Linked DNA regions of Mus musculus: region 1 is linked to region 2. The links are chromatin loops, found by intact Hi-C in ENCODE. Cell type or tissue: left cerebral cortex. All regions are shown on one strand. Links, peaks and the distances in the headings refer to the core of each region. The heading gives the core; the rest is flanking DNA.

The links. Hi-C counts contacts between places; a loop is a spot of excess contacts. Peaks named below come from ENCODE experiments on the same cell type or tissue, not always from the same donor. Only the 100,000 strongest peaks of a DNase experiment are listed, where the experiment ranks them.
Region 1: a loop joins it to region 2, with 4 times the contacts of the local background. A loop is called at or near these places in 14 of 42 quality-filtered maps.

What each region holds. Positions count from the first base shown.
Region 1 is chr1:54,992,632-55,002,312 of GRCm38, forward strand. It overlaps Sf3b1 (splicing factor 3b, subunit 1), which reads right to left. Exons shown (of 25, transcript NM_031179.2): 12 at 8,752-8,931; 13 at 8,381-8,467; 14 at 8,013-8,283; 15 at 7,611-7,756; 16 at 7,384-7,530; 17 at 6,996-7,121; 18 at 5,407-5,628; 19 at 4,381-4,563; 20 at 4,186-4,297; 21 at 2,735-2,855; 22 at 1,699-1,830. Among named protein-coding and RNA genes, the nearest start is that of Sf3b1, 30 kb to the right of the region's middle. In left cerebral cortex, for the core only: no CTCF peak of the experiment used is centred there; no DNase peak of the experiment used is centred there.
Region 2 is chr1:55,070,321-55,080,001 of GRCm38, forward strand. It overlaps Coq10b (coenzyme Q10B), which reads left to right. Exons shown (of 5, transcript NM_001039710.1): 5 at 1,316-2,382. The coding sequence ends at 1,483. It overlaps Hspd1 (heat shock protein 1 (chaperonin)), which reads right to left. Exons shown (of 12, transcript NM_010477.4): 10 at 8,736-8,910; 11 at 8,209-8,387; 12 at 7,514-8,120. The coding sequence ends at 7,968. Among named protein-coding and RNA genes, the nearest start is that of Hspd1, 13 kb to the right of the region's middle. In left cerebral cortex, for the core only: no CTCF peak of the experiment used is centred there; DNase peaks (open chromatin) are centred at 5,508 and 6,806.

The sequences.
Region 1 (9,681 bases), core at 893-8,892, 77 kb before region 2:
ATCAACCATCTCTAATTCCAAATTCCAATAGATCTAATACTTTCTTCTGGTTCCTAAGGGTACAGGCACACAAGTGGCATACAAACATATATGCAGCCAAAGCATTTATATACATAAAAATTAGAAACAACAAAAAAGATTAAGTACGTTTAATAAAAAAAAATCCTAATGTTAAGAATGTTATACATGCACATAAATGTAGTTTGATCAAATCCATCCCTCCTTCTCTCCTTTCTAATGTGTCTCCTCTCTCTCCCTTCCTCCATCATCCTCCCCAACTTTATGTTGTTTTTATTAAATCCACCGAGTTAAGTCTGCTCAGTAGTAAAGAGCACTAGCTGCTTTTCCAGAGGGCCCAGGTTTGACTCCACCATTCACTTGATGGCTCACAACCATCCATACCTTTAGTTCTAGGGCATCCAACACCTTCTTCTGAGCGCCAATGGCAGCAGGTATGCACAGGTGTACACACATGCATATATATGCATGCAAAACATTCAACAAACATAAAATAAATAAATCTTTAAAAAGAAATTAAACCCACTAAGTCCAGATAGTGCTAGTAGTATGTGCGTGGGTGTAGACGTTTACTGAAGTATGTACAGACTTTCAGGGGCCACATCTCTTAAAACTGAATCTCTGGAGAAGTCACCAATTGCCAATAGCTACCCAGATAGAGTGAGACTTCAAGAATCCCTCTCCCACCCATGCAGCTAGTTTGGCTGACTTGATCTCGTCCTTGCAGTCATGACTGATGTGAGTTCATGTGTGCAATTGCAATGTCGTGTCCAAACAGTGTTCTTCTGCTGCAGATGCCTACTACCTCTGACTTTTACAATCTTTACATCCCCTCTTCCAAAATGATCACCAAATCTTGAGAATAAGGGGTATAATGTAATTGCCCACTATTATGTTTAATGGACATGATAAACTGCACCCTAACTTTTTCCTCTTTATACCCATAAATCAGTGCACTTCTCGACCTTATCAGAGGTTGAGAACCTTCACTTATTTTTGTACGTATGAGTGTTGTCTGCATGTGTTCACTGTCTGCACCGGGGATCAGATCCCCTGGCACTGGAGTTTATAGTCATAGGTTGTGTGAGCCAAGTGGAGGCCGAGATCAAACCTGGCTCCTCTGCAACAATGGGCAGGGCTCTTTCCTGCTGAGTCACCTTTCTGGCCGCAGAGAAGCTTCATTTTGTTAAGAGCAATTAAAACCAAGGCCCACAATCTGACAATGTGAGGAGAGTAAAAGACTGTAGAATACTCATTCCTTAATGTTTTAAGCAATATTCCAGCCAGGCATAATGGTACATGTTCTTAATATGTTTTTGATCTCAGCACTGGGAAGGCAGAAATAGGCAGATCTATGAGTTTGAGGCCAGCCTGGTTACATACCAAGTTCCAGGACAGCCAAGAATGCATGGATAGACTCCCATCTCAAAAAACAAACAAAAAAAAGCAATATTCTAAAATAGGACCAACAAAAACTTGAATGTGCCTCTAAAAATACCTATACTTTGCTAGGGAAAATTTTAAAGCCTTCTGAGTTAAACAAAAATATAAGAAAATATTCTTAAGGTCACTGGTTAAATAAAATGCTTTTTCTTCAAATGATTAACTATACTATGCCTCCAAAGATATGTCTACATGAAAGTACTTTCCAACACAATGGGTTTATTATAACCTACTCACCCAATAGCCTTTGCGATATAACCAAATGTATTGACGGTAGCTCTTCGAATAGCTTTTTTGTGAGCTTTTAAGAGCTCTAAAAGCTCAAAGCAAATCCTCATCCATTCTCTTGCAGATACATATTCAGCTCCCCTAAATTAAAAAAAAAAAATGCAATTAAATGAATTAACATTTTGTTAATGCATTTTGATGTTTTGTTTTGCTTTGTTTTTGTAGTGTTGGGGATGAAGCCCAGGGCCCATGAATGCCAAATAAGGGTTCTACTACTCTAATGAGCATTTAGAGAGTGAATGTGCATATTCAATTCTGAAATCGTTATTAATCCATCTTAAATATTAAATGAAAACTATTATCACCCTTTTAAAAAGCCTGACTTGTTAAGTGATGCTGTGCAGCTTTAATCCCTGATTTAAATTCAAAGCCAACCTGGTCTGTACAGTGAATTCCTGGCCATCCAAGGATACCGTCAGACCTTGTCTCAAAAGAAAAGAAAATAACAAAAAGAAAGAAAGCAAGCCTGACTTGGTTTTAAAATTATACTGCGGGGGCTGGTGAGATGTCTCAGTGGTTAAGAGCACCGACTGCTCTTCTGAAGGTCCTGAGTTCAAATCCCAGCAACCACATGGTGGCTCACAACCATCCGTAATGAGATCTGACGCCCTCTTCTGGAGTGTCTGAAGACAGCTACAGTGTACTTACATATAATAAATAAATAAATATTTTAAAAAATTATACTGCTAAGTCAGGCAGTGGTGGCACATTTAATCACAGCACTCAGGAGGGAGGCAGAGGCAGGTGGCTCTCTGTTTAAAGACAGCCTGGTCTACAGAGTGAGTTCCAGGACAGCCAGAGATACAGAAAAACCCCGTGCAGGGTGCCAGGGTGAGGGGGAGAGGAAGACACCCACACAAAACAAAACACTATACCACTATTTCCTATTACCACTCAAAGTGAAATCTTGCTTAATCTAAAAAGAAATACTGCCTATACTTGAACTAAAATACAAACGAGAATTGTTGCTATGTAATCTGTTTACCTGTCAGCAATGCGTCCAACAAGATCAATACAATTCTCTTGTACTTTTTCATGTCTGTTCTTTAAAATGGGGGTGAGTCTAGGCAGGAGATCTTTAATTGGTGGTGTCATCTTATGCATACCTATTTGACAGAAATCAAGGAACTATTAAAACCTGAACTGCAACTTTTCTTTTTTCTTTTTACAGTACAGTAAAAATAAGTTATAAGCTACCAGTGGATAGTGGATAAAGACCCCAGATTCTAATTACAATTTTTTAAAACTATTAACAGCTCCTTGTTACATTTAGAAATCAAAGAAATCAGTGAAGGGATTTTTAAAACAAAAACAAAAAAAAAAAAGAGGGTTATGCAGTAACAAAAAGATTTTATTTGCTTTTGAAATGTTATTAGTACACTGACATTTAAATATGGGGACAGCCTATGTTGTGGCCAAACACAACAATATAAGCCAAAGCTAGGTCAGATCAAATCAGTACGGGTCCCTATAACTGAAAAACAAATCAGACCTCTAGTCTCCATGAAATTACCTATGAAGAGAGAAAAAGAGACAGCTAGCAAGGGCTCTTGATCTAACTAGAATTACTAGAAGCTCTGATTCTCCACTGCTTTTCTCATGTTTGTCAGATTAACCATATGGTTTACAACTCTGGCAAACCAGAGAATCACAAGTGGCTAAAAGACTGTTGGCAAGTCATTATCTGTACATATCTGAGCTAAAAGAGTATTCTGCTAAAGCTCTAAACTGCTCTATACTACTTACTCCTTTCCCCAAAATGGGAAGAACAGTGATTACCAACAGCCAGGTCCTATGAACTCTCAGCCTTTTCTAACCCTTTCACAGTCCTAAAGGAGTTACTTTCAACACTGTTTAAATACAATGAGATTTTGAACCCAGGAATCCTTTTGTTTGCTTCATCATAATTCCTTGAAAAAGAGTGACCATACCTGAGATTGTTGTGTTTTTAACTTATAGATAAAAGACGTGATAGTCTTTTTTTTTAACCAAGTCATCTTCTTTGAACTCATAGTATAAAAAAAATAAATAAATAAATCTCAACCAGTCAAAATACCTTACCATAGAAAGGAAATTTCTAAAACTAAATTACACCTTGAGGGTTGCTCCTTCCTCTTACAGAAGATGCTAGATTATTTTTCAGCTGATACACTAGTTCTATTAGAGCCCTCTCTTCCATTAACTCAAAACATTTTGGGCTGTTACTATTTCTGTACTTTAAATTTCTGTACTAAATTTCTCCTTTTTAACATTTTTAAGTAAAATATAAATAGATAATAGTAAGGGAGATTGGTTACATCTGACAATCCTAAAGTGCTCCAGAAAAGAAGATTAAAAAAAAAAAAAACAAACTCCTAAATACAACTTTACATCTTGCTTTCAAAATACAAAGAAAATTAAAAGGCCAAATTCTCACATGACCAGCAAATTCCATACCTATTACGTTTACAATAGCCTTCAGTGCTCCAAGAATGCTGCCCAATACTTCAGGGTACTCTTCACCCAAATATTCATACAGCACCACACCCAAGTGCCCCATCAGTTTTTCCTAAATAAAAGGAATGTTAAAAATGTTACTTTTTCCATTAAGATACCTGTTTTAAAAAATATACATCTGGTAGAATAGATTACCTCTTGACAAGTCTTCATAACAACAGCAGTTCGAGAAATCAAGTCAGCTGCTTGTTGCCTAACTTTTGCTGATTTGTTATTTAAACGCCATAAAACTGTACCACAGATCTGAGGCAAGTATGGTTTGACTCGTTTGCCAAGAGCATTAACTACTGTGCCAAAGCCATTCAACATTACTGAATCCTAAAAGAGAAAAGTTAAGTTATATTTAGAAAAACAAAAACAAATCACTAAAAATATATAATTTAGTTTTGACTGAAAGTTCATTGTTCAATAATATTCAATCTTTCCAACCACCCAAACATCCCATTTGTTTTTAAACCAAAAAATCTGAGGTAAAAAAACATGTTAAACTGAGGACAACTGGTCACTAAAATGTCTTTTAAGGGATATCTGCTTGGGCTGGAGAGATGGCTTAGCAGTTTAAGAGCACTGACTACTCTTCCAAAGGTCCTGAGTTCAAATCCCAGCAACCACATGGTGGCTCACAATCACCCGTAATGAGATCTGATGTCCTCTTCTGGTGTATCTGAAGCCAGCTACAGTGTACTTATGTATAATAATAAATAAATCTTTGGGCCATAGCAAGCAGGGCTGATCCAGTTCCCAGCAACGAGAGGATGGCTCACAACCATCTGTACAGACACAGTGTACTTATATACATAAAATAAATAAATAAATCTTTTAAAAAATATATAAAAGGGATATCTGCTTTTAAGAGTAGGTTTTCAAAAAATAAGAAATAAAAGTAGGTTTTCTACATAAATGAAAGTCAATGGCAATAAAAGTAGGTTTTCTACATAAATGAAAGTCAATGGCAATATGCCACAATAATCAAGTTTGTGACAGGCCAGGGTGATGGCTCGGCTGGTAAAGTGCCTGCTTCCAAGCCTCATGCCCATGCCCCAGGAGACAAGTGGTGATAGGAGACAACTGATCCCCAAAATCTCCTTCTAATTTTCACCCACACATATGCACACAAAATAAAATTTAAAAGCAAGGAAGAAGGTGGTTGGCTACCCTTACCTCTGTAGTCTGTTCTTGGAAAGCATAGAGAATACCATCAATCAGTTGTTCCTCAAGTTTATGGTCAATATCTGCTGCGCCTAGATTACCCATAATTTTCTCAATTGTTTCCATCACCATTTTCCTGTACTGCTCAGCTTCATCCTTCAGATCATCAACAATCCTAGATATGATCTCTGCTGCACCTACTTTGTTTGCCAACTCCACAGTTGTATCAACTAACTGAAAGACAAAAACAAAACTCTTTAAATCTATTACTTTTCCAAGGAAATAAAACATACTAAACTTTAATTGTGAGAGCACCTAGATATGGATCGTTCAAATTCCATGCCAGTCTGGATGGACAAGGCCCAAGGCAGCCCAAAACTTAAGATCCTATCTCCAAAACAAAAACAATTCTAAGTAAAACTATACTTAGGTTTCAGCTAGCTAAAGCTTCAATTTACCAGACAAAACCATCAGCTCATAGCTTAGTACTGTTGAGCTGGGAGGCTGAGGCAGAAAGACCAAGATTTTGAGACCAGCTTCAGCTACAAAGTAAAATTTTGTCTCAAAAGAAAAGAAACAAACAGGGCTGTAGGGAAGACTCAAAAGGTAAAAGGCACTTCCCAACAAATCTGATAACCTGAGTTTAATCTCCATGATCCATCTGGAAGAGGGAACTCTTGCCTGCTGCTCTCTTCACACATGCATGCCCTGAGGCACATATACAGACCAAGTAAGTAAGTGTAATTTAAACACAATACATATGCATATATACATACACACAGGGCCTGGGCTAGAAAACTGGGGATAGTGGTGGGGTTCCTTCCAGAAGACCCAAATTCAATTCCCAGGACCCACATGGTGGCTCATAACTGCAATTCCAATACAAGATCTGATGGCCTGGCCCCTTGCAGGCATGACACACACCAAATATAGTGCACAGATACATGTCCAAGCAAAATACTAATACACATAAAAAATAAACATTTAAGTTTTAAATACACTAGTTAATGGGAATTTCACATTAAATGTATGCTTTTAAAAGAAAAGGGGGGGGGGGCTGGTGAGATGGTTCAGTGGTTAAGAGCGTCGACTGCTCTTCCGAAGGTCCCGAGTTCAAATCCCAGCAACCACATGGTGGCTCACAACCATCCATAACGAAATCTGATGCCCTCTTCTGGAGTGTCTGAAGACAGCTACAGTGTACTTACATTAAATAAATAAATAAAATGAATAAATAAATCTGGAGGTAGGGGAGGGGAGGGGAGGGGAGGGGAAAAAAAAAAAAAGACACCCAAAAAGAGGCCAGGTGTGGCTGAGCACACCTTTAATTCCAGGACATAGAAGATGGCAGCAGCAGCAGATGGAGCAGTTTGAGGTCTGCAGAGTGATTTCTAGGCTACTTAGTGAGACCCTATCTCAGACAGACAGACCAAACAGAAAGAATGGACTTTAAAAATTCCATCTCTTGTCACAGTAAAGTACATACAAGTATAAATTTTAAGACAGTCAAAGCAAATTATAGCATGTAATATGCATTCTAAGTAGGTAAAGAATTAGTCAAAAAGATTTATGAGAATCAAAGTTTAGCAATAAAAGGTCACCTGTCGGTAATTTCTTCTATCCAAAGCCATTCTGTGTTGCCAAAAGTGTTTAAAGAAAGGTGGAAGAATCTCTGTTTTAATGTAGTTTGCTTCTACACCATCAGTTCCACAACACTGTTTCACCACCTATAAGGTTAATAAAAAAGAAATATATATATCAAATGCAGCACTGGCAAAACACAAAACAATCCAACACAGTTATGAGTAGGTACCAATACCTAATTTTCGTAATGCAATCCAAATTTTAGCAATGTATCTAACCATGTATCCAAGCTGTAATAACTTTTACAGTACAAAAATAGGTTTGATTTGTTTTTAATGTTATAAAGATCTCTCTGAACTTCCTAAAACATGCACATACCCACAAACTGAGCAACTAATTACTTACCTTCAAAACAATTTTCTTCATTTCTTCATCAGGAGACTGAAATTCTCGAATGAGGATTAACATCACTTCTCTAGTATAGTAGTTGGCATATTCTGCATCCATAAGAGGAATAAGATACCCAATAGCCTTCAAGAAAGCAGCCAGACCCTATTTAAAAATATATACGTTAGTAAATTAAGTTTCGGTTATCTTACTAGCAACAAAAACTGATCTAATGAGCGATTCACCTTTCCTCTGTGTTGGCGGATACCCTTCCATAGGGGCTTGAGCACAGAATCAAAAGACTCAATACCATAAGGAGTTGCTGCCTCAGCCAAAGCAGCAATGGCCAGAGCACTGATGGTCCGAACTTTCTGCTGCTCATCCACGAGACCTATACAATCAGACATGGTTATGAGTAGGTACCCACACCTAATTTTCATAATACAATCCAAATTTTAGCAATGTATCTAACCATGTATCCAAACTGCAATAATTTTTTTATAGTACATAAAATTTAGGCAATGGTAATTTGTTAACAGAAAATATTACAAACCCCATTTCAAAATTTGCGTGAGAAGTCTTTCATTTAATTACACATACACCTCTCCCCATCAGGACAGCTGATCTATAAAAGATACACCACTTACCATGTTCAATGATTTCAACCAAACTTCTGAGATGTGGCAAGATAGCACAGCCCATGAGAATGGCTATCTGTTGTACAATCTTAATACCAGTGTGCCTCGCTTGCCAAGACTTCTTGCTTTTGCACACAGCTTTTAAGAAAGGCAATAAAGAAGGGATGCCCAGGGCAGAGGCTACGACAGCAAAAGCTCTAGCTGTTGTGTTTCGGACATATTCATCCATGTTATCTATATCAGGTCTCATGGTAGAAATCATAGTAGCCAGACCAGCAGCCTAAAGAGAAAAGTGACAACAGCCACTTAAGTTAGTACCATTAATCCTCAACCCATCAAAAGACAAACTTCCTTTTCTAGGAATTTAATGTGAATACCTTTGCCAAATTAGAAATAATCTCTCGGCCTTCCACTCTAGCATAGTAATCTTCATCAATCAACAGTGGCTCGATAACCACAAGAATCTGAAAGAATTAAAAAAAAAAAAAAAAAAAAAAAAGAGGAATTACATACATTTCCACATCAATTTATCAAAGACATTTGTTAATTAAGGGATAGGTTAAACAATTTTAATTCCCTGGCAGTAATTGCACATTCCTTCAAGGGCAGCCTGGACTAAGTTCCAGGTCAGCCAGGGCTACATATACACACAAAGGAAAGTAACAACTTCCAGATTCCACACAGTGGAAAAATAGAACCAGAAAAATAAAAGTTAAACCATTAAACACTACTTCGAGAACAAACCAACCTTGTGCACATACGGCCGCACCAAGTCATCAAGTTTATACAATATTCTATCAATAACTTTCACAAGTAAATGTCGCTCTTGATCCTCAAGTGTAGGGGACATCAACAGAGGAAGAATCTGGTTAAACAGTGGTCCAGCTCCAAATTCTCGAGCTTTATCAGTAATCTGACGTAAGGCAGCCTGAGGAAAATCAGAGAAATGAGAAAAGTTATTTTTTTATGAGCAAACATTCCAAAGTGGCAATTTGCACCAGGAATAATATACTGTATACTTTTATAGACAATTTACATAAAGTAGTCTGAATTTGTTTCTGTCGAAATTGTTTTGATATTCAAACTCTTATCTAAGTTCAACATTAGCAACTCATTTTAAAAGGGCAATTCATTTAGTGGCAGGTGAGGGCTTAGAGGTAACGGTGCATATACCACCAAGCCTAATAATGACTCTATTGCAACTCTGAGATCCAGACAACAAAAGGAGAGAACCAACTTCCAAAAGCTGTCCTCTGAACTCCATGTTTATCCTGGAGCATGACCTACCTGTCCACTTGCACACATATCCTTGCACCATGCATGCACACATGCATGTGTGTAACAAATAAATAGATGAGCATAAAAGAAAAAAGGGTAACTTAAGAGGGCTAGCAAGACTCCTTCCTCAGTGGGTAAAAGGTACTGGCAGGTCACCAAGCCTGATGATCAACTGAGTTTAATCCTCACAACCCAGACAGCAGAAGGAAAGAACTGATCCTGCAAGTTATCCTGACCTTCCACTTGTGCTCCATGTGCACATGCCCATAAATAAGATGGTTTTTAAAAAAAAAAAAGAAAAAAAGGATAATTTGATAATTTAGTAGAGCTTTGGAGCCATGTGCCATATGCCTTAGTTCTGCTTGAACAACCTTCTATGTTCAAGTCATATTTGATGCTA
Region 2 (9,681 bases), core at 585-8,584:
TAGAGCCTTGGATGCACTCTGAAAGTGGACATTAATAGGATGATTGGAAATGCAAACAATCTGGATAGCTAATTAAATTAAAGCATTATTACCTACTAACTGATAACTTTCTGATTTTGACAATTGTATGGCTATATGGTTATAAGACAAATAGGAAATTTTGGGGTGATGAGTATGTAAAAAATCCTTTATCTTGTTTCTGCTATTTTTTTTATTTTATTACATTTTAATTTATTACACGTGTACAGGTCAGAGGACAGCTAAAGGGTGTCAGTTGTGTCTTTCTGACACGCAGGTCCTAAGGCTGAAACTGAGGTCATCTGGCTTAGCAGCAGATGTTTTTCCCCACTGAGCCCTCTCAGCATTACAAGAAAGTAATTCAGCCAGGTGTGGTGGCACACACTTTGAATCCCACACTCAGGAGGCAGAGGCAAGCTTATTTCTGTGTTCAAGGTTAGCATGGTCCACACAGGGAATTCCAGGGAAGCTAAGGCAACACAGTGAAACCCTGTCTCAAACAAACAAACAAACAAAATTATTTAACAATGAAAAGCTAGAAGCCATTCCTCATGGTGTAGGCCTGTAATCCCAACTACTGGGGAAGTTAAAGCAAGAAGGAGTTCAGTGCCTGCACTCAGTGACTTTGAACCTAGCCTAGACAACTTAGTGAGACCCTATCTCAAAATAAAAAAGTTGAGAGCTTGCCCAGTGTGTGAAAAGTCCCAATATCAAGAGCAAGAAAGAAAGAAAAAAAAAATACAGGGTAGTACTCAGAGTGTGGCTCACTGGAAGCTGTAGTTTGATGTCAGCATTGCAGTCAGTCCATCAGAGAAAGTTAAAGTATTTTAATATCCAGAGGATGTTAGGCTACAATACTACTGTTTAAAATAAGTGCCTTGAATTCTGTCCAGAACAACAATGGGTATGTAAAGCTGTAACTCTTTGGCTGCCTGGTTTGTGGGTGACATGCATGTGCATGCATAGGCAATAACACTTTCCTACTGCTCCTTAGACCCAGGGTTTGTGTGTGTGTTGCACAGGCGCTCTACCACTAAGCTACATCACCAGATGTTTAAACTCTAGCCCAGGCAGGCCTTGAACTTGGATCTCCAAGTAACTGGACCTCGAGGCCTGAGGCACCATGGGCAGCTCTGCTCGGCCCTTGTTTATGTTTTCAGCTCAGGCTGTCCTGGAAGTCACTGTGTATACTAGGCTAGTGGTGAATCCCCAGTACTCATGCCCCAGCCTCCACGGGTGCTAGGATTATAGATGTGCCTCGCAAATGTGTAAAACAATTTTTAACATTTTCCTACAGATTTCTTTTGAATTCCGCTCCCTTCTGCACTCTCAGCTCGCTACTCTGTTCTTCGATGAAGTTGTGAAACAAATGGTAGCAGCCTTTGAAAGAAGAGCCTGTAAACTGTATGGTCCAGAGACAAACATACCTCGGGAATTAATGCTTCATGAAATTCACCACACCTAAGAGGAAAATATTAGCTGCCTCCACCTACTCTTGGCTAGTTTGTTCACTTCTAGGAAGTCCTTTTACCATCTGTTGAGAAGTCAGAAAGCATTTGTTAAACCTGCCTTGATTCTAAGCCCGTGCTGTTGAAAATTTGCACATTGAACATGGACCCACTTGTACATAGAATTATTTCTTCAATCAAGTGTGACTCTAAGTATCATGTACATTTGCAGGCTCCGACCACCTTTGTAATAACGGATGTCATCACTGTTGCTAGGATACCACATTCCTCGTTTGAGTGTACAGATGAACAAGTCTTTTAATTCTCACCTTACATGAAAAGGTTAGCTGAGATACAATGTGTGTTATATTAACCATATCATGTTTAAGTTATTAGGTTCAGAGTATTTGTAACTTATTGTTATTCGGCATGCCATATGGCTTAGGGTATTTGAATAATCATATATTTACCATTAAAACTGTGATTTAAAGTATTGCTAATGAAGTCTTAGCACTTTGGGTATTTTAATTGTTCTTATGGGTAGCAGTAGATGATTCAGTGTTGTTGGGAAGTTGTTTCCCAGATGTACTGAGTGGGGTTTTTGTTCTGGTCTTTTGTTTTTTGTTTTTTGTTTTATTTGGTGAGTGGTCCAGAGCTCTGAGCTACTTTTCTAGACATTTGAAACTTCCTTCCAGGTGCTTTGTGCTGATTGTGTGTCAAAATTTTATCTGCCACTGTAGGCAACAGATAAGTAAGTAGTTAATTTGTCTCCAGCACCACACAAGGCATTTTCTATTTATTGTGCATATTCACTTTCAATAATATTCTGAACTGATTTTTTTTTAAAAACCACAAATCAGTAGAAAGGCTGAAGTCATGACTTAATAAAGTTAAATTGTTTATTTTTGTATAGTGACCTTGGTTATTTAAATCTTTTTGTTTTTTATTTGGTTTTCATGATAAGGTCTTTCTGTGTAATATCCCTGGCTGCCCTGGAACTCACTCTGTAGACCAGGCTGGCCTCTAACTCACAGAGATCCTCCTGCCTCTGCCTCTCTGCTGGGATGAAAGCATAGCTGCTATCACCACCACTGGCTGTTATTTTAATCTTTTCTGTATAGTTTTCATGTCTATTTGGACGGATGGTCTAGTGTGCTTCCCTGTTACTAATGAGCAAAAGCACTTGTGAGGAGTATGTTTATTTCAGCTTTCAGTTCACCACTTATCACAGAGGGAAGCCAGGGCAGGAGCTAAAGCAGAGACTAGGAGAATGGGCCTTCTGGCTTGTTCCCTGTCTGGTGTTCAGTTAGTTTCTTTTACACTGCAGACCCACCTGCTCAGGCATGGCATAGGCCACAGTAGCTTGTCAGGATGTCTCGCAGACACACCCCAGGTCAGTCAGATGACAGCAAGTTTCTGACTAATACTACCCCATCCCAGGTGACTAGGTGACAGGTGACTAGGTATGTGTGGCATTGACAGCTTCAGCAACCGAAACAATAAAAGTGCAATACTATAGAATATCATGTCTTACAAATACTTTCCTGGATGCAATATTCATCCCCAATTTGATCCTCAGCACTGCCAGAACAAGGGGAAAACCTTCCATAGAGACAGAGAAATCTGAACTGAACACATTCTTTACTCAGTATTCTCTCCCTTCCTTTCACTCTGCAACCAAATCACCTCTGCATACTAAACTTCCAGCCACAGTGCTTTCAGCTATAATTGGTGCTTGTGGGAATTTGCTCTAGTCTCTGCTCAGTCACTCCCTCCCAGGCACTGGCTGTGTGGTTTTGAGGAGCTCACACTGGTCTGCTCACATGGACTTGAGTTGTGCTTTTAACAAGTGAAACAGGATCTCCCACTTGTAGGTAAGGCACACACGGCCAGAGCAAAGTGACCTGTGTATAATTGTGTCCCTTGCATTTGATTTGAGCTTTGGTATTTGATCTAGTGTTAATGGGATGTCATTAACCCAGGCTGGCCTGGAACTCACGATGTGGCACGGGAGATGCTCTCATTACTGAGGCTCTTGGTCAGCTTCCCAAATGCTAACACTAAATTTGAGCTACCATGTGTGCATATGGTGGTCTGTTGTTGACCCTGGGTGTCTTCCTTGATGGCTCTTCATGCTATTGTAGCAGTCTCTTTTTTTTTTTCCATTTTTTATTAGGTATTTAGCTCATTTACATTTCCAATGCTATACCAAAAGTCCTCCATACCCACCCACCCCCACTCCCCTACACACCCACTCCCCCTTTTTGGCCCTGGCGTTCCCCTGTACTGGGGCATATAAAGTTTGCGTGTCCAATGGGCCTCTCTTTCCAATGATGGCCGACTAGGCCATCTTTTGATACATATGCAGCTAGAGTCAAGAGCTCCGGGGTACTGGTTAGTTCATAATGTTGTTCCACCTATAGGGTTGCAGATCCCTTTAGCTCCTTGGGTTCTTTCTCTAGCTCCTCCATTGGGAGCCCTGTGATCCATCCATTAGCTGACTGTGAGCATCCACTTCTGTGTTTGCTAGGCCCCGGCATAGTCTCACAAGAGACAGCTACATCTGGGTCCTTTCGATAAAATTGTAGCAGTCTCTTGCTGAACCCGGAGCCCACTGATTCTGGCTAGTGGAGCTATATGGGATGCCCAGGGATATCTGTCTCTGCCTCTCAAGTGCTGGGATTCCAGATGTTGCCATCTCTGTCTGACTTTTTACATGGATGCCAGAGATCCAAAAAATACTGGTCCTCATGCATGTACAGCCAGCACTTTATCCTTTGAGCCATCTCCTTGCCCTGGGAGCGCAGGGTAGGAGCATAATCCTGATACTCTATCCTACTCTAATTTGCTAAATAGGCTGCTGTCAAATTGCCTTCTACGGAGTTATGTTTACTTGTGGATTTGTGCCACTTTTCGTCAGAGTATCTTCTTTGTGCCATGAGTGGTAGTTAATACAGAGATTTATATGTTAGACTTCTGAGAGTGGCTCAAGTGTTTTATGCTAAGTGAGACCTCTACATTACCCTCTAAGGGCTCAGGGGACATTTTGTGTGAAAGAGTAGAAAGACTATGAACTAGGAGATAAGAGTGCTGGAGGAACATCTGGACAAGACATGGCCTCTGCACTCAGGAACTCATAGCTGTACAAGGTGGAGGAAATCCACATTCCATCACGGATGGATGGGGGAGGGGCTCCTGAGCGCCAACCCCTTCCTAACAGACTATTCCTAACAGACTATTGGCAGTTAATGCTTGCTGAGGAGGGAGGGAGAGGGTGTCATTTTTTTCACTGTGTACTCACTGGTACATTACTCATGATCCAGTAAAAAATAAAAATAAAAACTCCTCAAGTCATGCTCATACAAGCAACCTTAAACTTTGGGTCATCAAAACAAACAAACAAACAACCCAGAACAACTTGTATAGAAGATTCCCATGTGTAAAATTGTCCCAAAAAGAAAAAAGGCAGAGGAATCCTGGAAAGACCAGTGTGTCATGTACACACATCTTGTCCCAGTCTTCCTGCACTGCGAACTGTTCTTAATTCTTAATTAATTCACTTTTCTTTTTAGGAGTCTGTGCCTTGGAAATGCCTTCATTACCTAATGTGTGAGGGCTGCTGATGTGTGATAAGCATTCAGTAAATATAAAGTGAATCTAAATCAAGTTTTTATGTTTTCCAGGTTATATCTATATATAACCCTGAACTCACTATGTATTTTAGGATGACCTTGAACTCCTGGTCATCCTGCCCTTGCCTCAGTGCTGGGATTATAGGTCTGAACCACACACCTGATTTATGCAGCAGAGGGTGCAGGGCATGCCATTCTGCCAATAGAGTTAAAGGAATTCTAATCAGCACTTGAGAGGAAGATCTAACCAGCGAGGGCTACATATAAGACACTCAAAAAGGAAAAAAAAAATGTCATCATAAATTAAAACTAAGTTGCAAGTCCACCTCCCCACTCTCTGGGGCCTCCAGTTTCTCAAAGGTTAGGCCCATCTTCTCTCACTGAGGCCAGACTAGGCAGTCCTCTGCTGTATATGTGTTGGGGACCTGGGACCAGCTTGTGAATGCCGCCTGGTTGGTGGCTCAGTGTCTGAGATCTCAGAGGTCCAGGTTAGTTGAGACTGCTCATCTTGGGGCCATTCTTTTATTCAACCCACCAGTTACTATTTCACCTTGTGCTTAGTGAAAGAAAGACTGCCTCTGTAGGGCAATTTCTATACCTTTCTGTGCATTGCAGATAGTTTCCCATTGACTTAGATAAAAGCAGTTGGCTCCCAGTTTGAGATGAAGTGTAAGGTGAAATCATGAGGCGTTTCAGACAGTTGTATCCAATCAGGACGTTGAGAGTGATAAAACACAAGGTCAACTGGCTTTCCCCTTTTGATAATGCCTAGGACCCAAGCGCAGGGATGGTTCTACAATGTCAGGGTGGGTGGTTCTCTTTGATAACCTAATCAAGAAAAGACCACAATGCATGCTGAGAGGTTTGTCTCCTAGTTGGTTGTAATGCCCTTCAAGTTGGTTTTCTGTTGTTTTTTTTTTTTTTCATTTTTCTCTCCTAGACAAGATTTCCCTGTGTAACCCTGACTGTCCTGAAACTCAATTTGTAGACCAAGCTGGTCTCAAAACTCAGAGATCTGGCTTCTACTACCCCCTGGGTACTAGGATTAAAGGCATGTGTCACCACTGGCTTTTTTTTATTTCATGTTAATATTAACCATCATCATGGGAGAGTCCAACCTCAGTTCAAGGCAAGGTTTCAAGACTGATTTCTCTGTAGCTCTGGCTGTCCTGGGATTCACTGACTTCAAACTCAAGAGATCTGCCTCCTCAGTGCTGGGATGGAAGGCATACCTCACCATATCCAGCTAAAAATAAACTTTTAAAAGTTTAATAATAAAAATTAAAGCTGGGCTGGTGAGATGGCTTAGTGGGTAAGAGCACTGCTCTTCCGAAGGTCCAGAGTTCAAATCCCGGCAACCACATGGTGGCTCACAACCATCCGTAATGAGATCTGACTCCCTCTTCTGGAGTGTCTGAAGACAGCTACAGTGTACTTACATATAATAAATAAATCTTAAAAAAAAAATTAAGGCTAGGCAATACTGGCACACATATTCAATCCCAGTATTTGGGAAACAGCATGGTCTACAGTCACCAGGATAGCAAGGAGTGGGGGCGGGAACCAATCAAAATGCCCTTAAGCACTTCCTGTTACTTCCAGGTTGACTTAGACCAGACTACCTGCAGCTATGAGATCAGGCCAGGCAGTTACTTTGGAAGGGTTTCGGACCCACTCACATTTCCCTGGGGTCTCTGCCAGTGGAAACACTCCATTGCATTTTTTCAGACAAAGCAGTGTACATCAAGGTTCCTTTCCTCTTGGTTACTCATTTTTGAAGTAGATGCAAGTACATTTCCACAGCTAAACTAACTAAAGAACTAGTGTTTGCTCCCCCTTTTCATTTCTGGCTTATTTGTTCTATTCTGGAAATTTCCATCCTTTACTCAAATAAACCCTTTGTGGAATTACAACCAGCTTTTGCTTTCACAGAATGGCCAACTGACTTCAGACTATTTCTGGTGCTCTGCATCCTGCTATCTGGCCCTCTTGTTTCTTTTACACCAAGAAATGAATAATCTTCACTCTTTGAGGGTAAAGTGAGGGTTGGGGGATTAAACCTCATAGTGCTTATTTGCTTGGCTAGATCTCTGGTAATTCTAGACTCACTTAAAAATTCAAGTACTGAAGACTGGTTAAAATGTTAAGTTGCTCATTAAGTCTTTTTACTATGGCATAAACTTCAAAATGGTAAGGAAAGACTAAACTCCTTTATGATCACTTATGATACTCTCCAAATCAGTCAAGCTAACCAGTGTTGTGCCTTCTGTAAAACCTCACGAAGCAATAATCCTATCTCCAAGGAAAAGCAAGAGACTACAGACTATAGGTGGACTGTTTCTATATACCCAACTGTGCTCCTCTGATTGGCTTTCATTTCTCCCATCAAGACCATGGAAAGGGTAACACAACCAGAAACTTTAAACAAAATTTTATTACACAAAGGTTGTCACATAATTGGATACTTCTCTACTTTGTACACAATCATTCCCACCCTCCACAGAAAGGCTGCTTCTGAACTCTCATGTGGTGACACAGCGCTACAGTCCTGATGCTCACAGAACAGTAGAGATGCCTCAGTGATTTAAGTTGAAAGCAGGACACTGGTATATGGCTCTTGCACCCAGCATCAGGAATGTACAAATGTCTTTATTCAAAAATACAAAATAAATTATCTGTAGGCATGGACAATGACAGCAGTAAACCATTATATATCGTCAAAGGAAACCAGTAACTGATGATTACAGTGGTCAGCCAGCCTTCTCTTCAGTCATTTTCTCCAGGTGACTTCTCTGAAGTTATTGGTGAGGAACCTGCCTTGAGCTTCCTGTCACAGTTCATTGATAAGGGCAAAGCACTACTCTAGGAGTTAGAACATGCCGCCTCCCATACCCCCTCCCATGCCACCCATTGCACCCATTCCAGGGTCCTTCTCTTCTTTAGGAATTTCTGTCACTACAGCTTCGGCTGTAGTTAGCAAGGAGGCCACCCCAGCAGCATCCAGTAAGGCAGTTCTCACAACCTAGAAAAAATTTTAGTAAAATAATTTATGAATAAAAACCATGCAGAGAGCAAGACATCCAGTGTGTATGAAATGCTGAATCACTTACCTTTGTTGGATCAATGATCCCTTTTTCCACCATGTTCACAAAATCTCCAAGCATGGCGTCATAACCAACTTCTGAGGAACTCTGCAGAATTTTCTCAACTATCAAAGATCCTTCAACACCTGCATTCTTAGCAATCGTCATTGCAGGAATTTTAAGTGCTCTTTTAATAATTTCTATACCTATAAAACAAACACATTTTTACAAATTTGCTTTGTCTTCTCTTTCTGGGGAGCCAGAGGACTTAGTTTAATCCTTAGCACCAATGTAACTCCAGGTCCAGGCTACCTAATGCTCCCTTCTGGCCCAGAGAATACTGTAAATGCATAGCACACAAGACATGAAGGCAAAATGCACCCCCCAACACACACAAAATAATTAAAAAGAAAACAAGAGTTTAGTAAATGAGAAGACTTATCCAATCCTACCATAGGTGAAATAATTCCCCCTGTAAAATGTGTTACATTGCTAATCAACAATACTTTTCAATAAGAATGAGGCCACAAACTCATTTGAAAGATGATCTTTACCTATTTTCTGGTCTTCATTAGCAGGCTTTAATGAATCCAAGGCTGGGATGCACCGAAGCAGAGCGCAGCCCCCTCCTAGAACAATGCCTTCTTCAACAGCTGCTCTTGTAGCATTGAGAGCATCAGTAACTCTGTCTTTTTTCTCATTCACTTCAACATCACTTGTTCCTCCAACCTAGAGATTAAGAAATTCCAGTTAGCATGACCTTTCCCATTCAATGACCACCTAAAGCCACCTAGAATGCAGACATAAGCTGGGTACAGCATCATGTAAGTCATGACCCCTGCAGTTGAGAGGCTAAAGCAGGTGGGTTACACCAACTGAGGCCAGCTAGGGCTACAGCAGAGTTCAAAACAAAAGCAACAACAAAAGAAGCAACTCTAGAATAACATATATATTATAATGTGTCCCACTGACAAAATCCTGAACCTCCCCACACAAGCTGTACTGCTGTGTGAGAAAAGGATACTAGCCAAACAGCAGTGCACATGCCTTAAATCCCAGCACTTGGGAGGCAAAGGCAGATGGATTTTCAGTTCAAGGATAGCCTGGTCTACTAATTGAGTTCTAGGACTGAAAATCCTGTCTATAGAGTGAACAGAATGAGTTCCAGGACAGTCAGGGTTACACAGAGAAAAAGGAAAGAGAAAAGAGCGAGACTGGGAAATTGGGTAGGGGTAGACTGCACAACACAGCACAAGAACGGTTTCATACTCATGCATAATACCAGTAGGGGATAGATGCCTATTTATGGCTCAGAAGGCATTGGGATATAACCCAAATGGGCCAAAGGTCTTGCTTGCCCTGCAAGCCAATGGCCTGAGTATTCCTGGAATCACAGTGGAAAGGTAGATGACCAACTGCTGGTAGTTGCCCCCGATTGCTACATGTACTCTATGGAAAGTTTGGTCATATGCACACTCAAAAAACAAAACAAACTAAAAA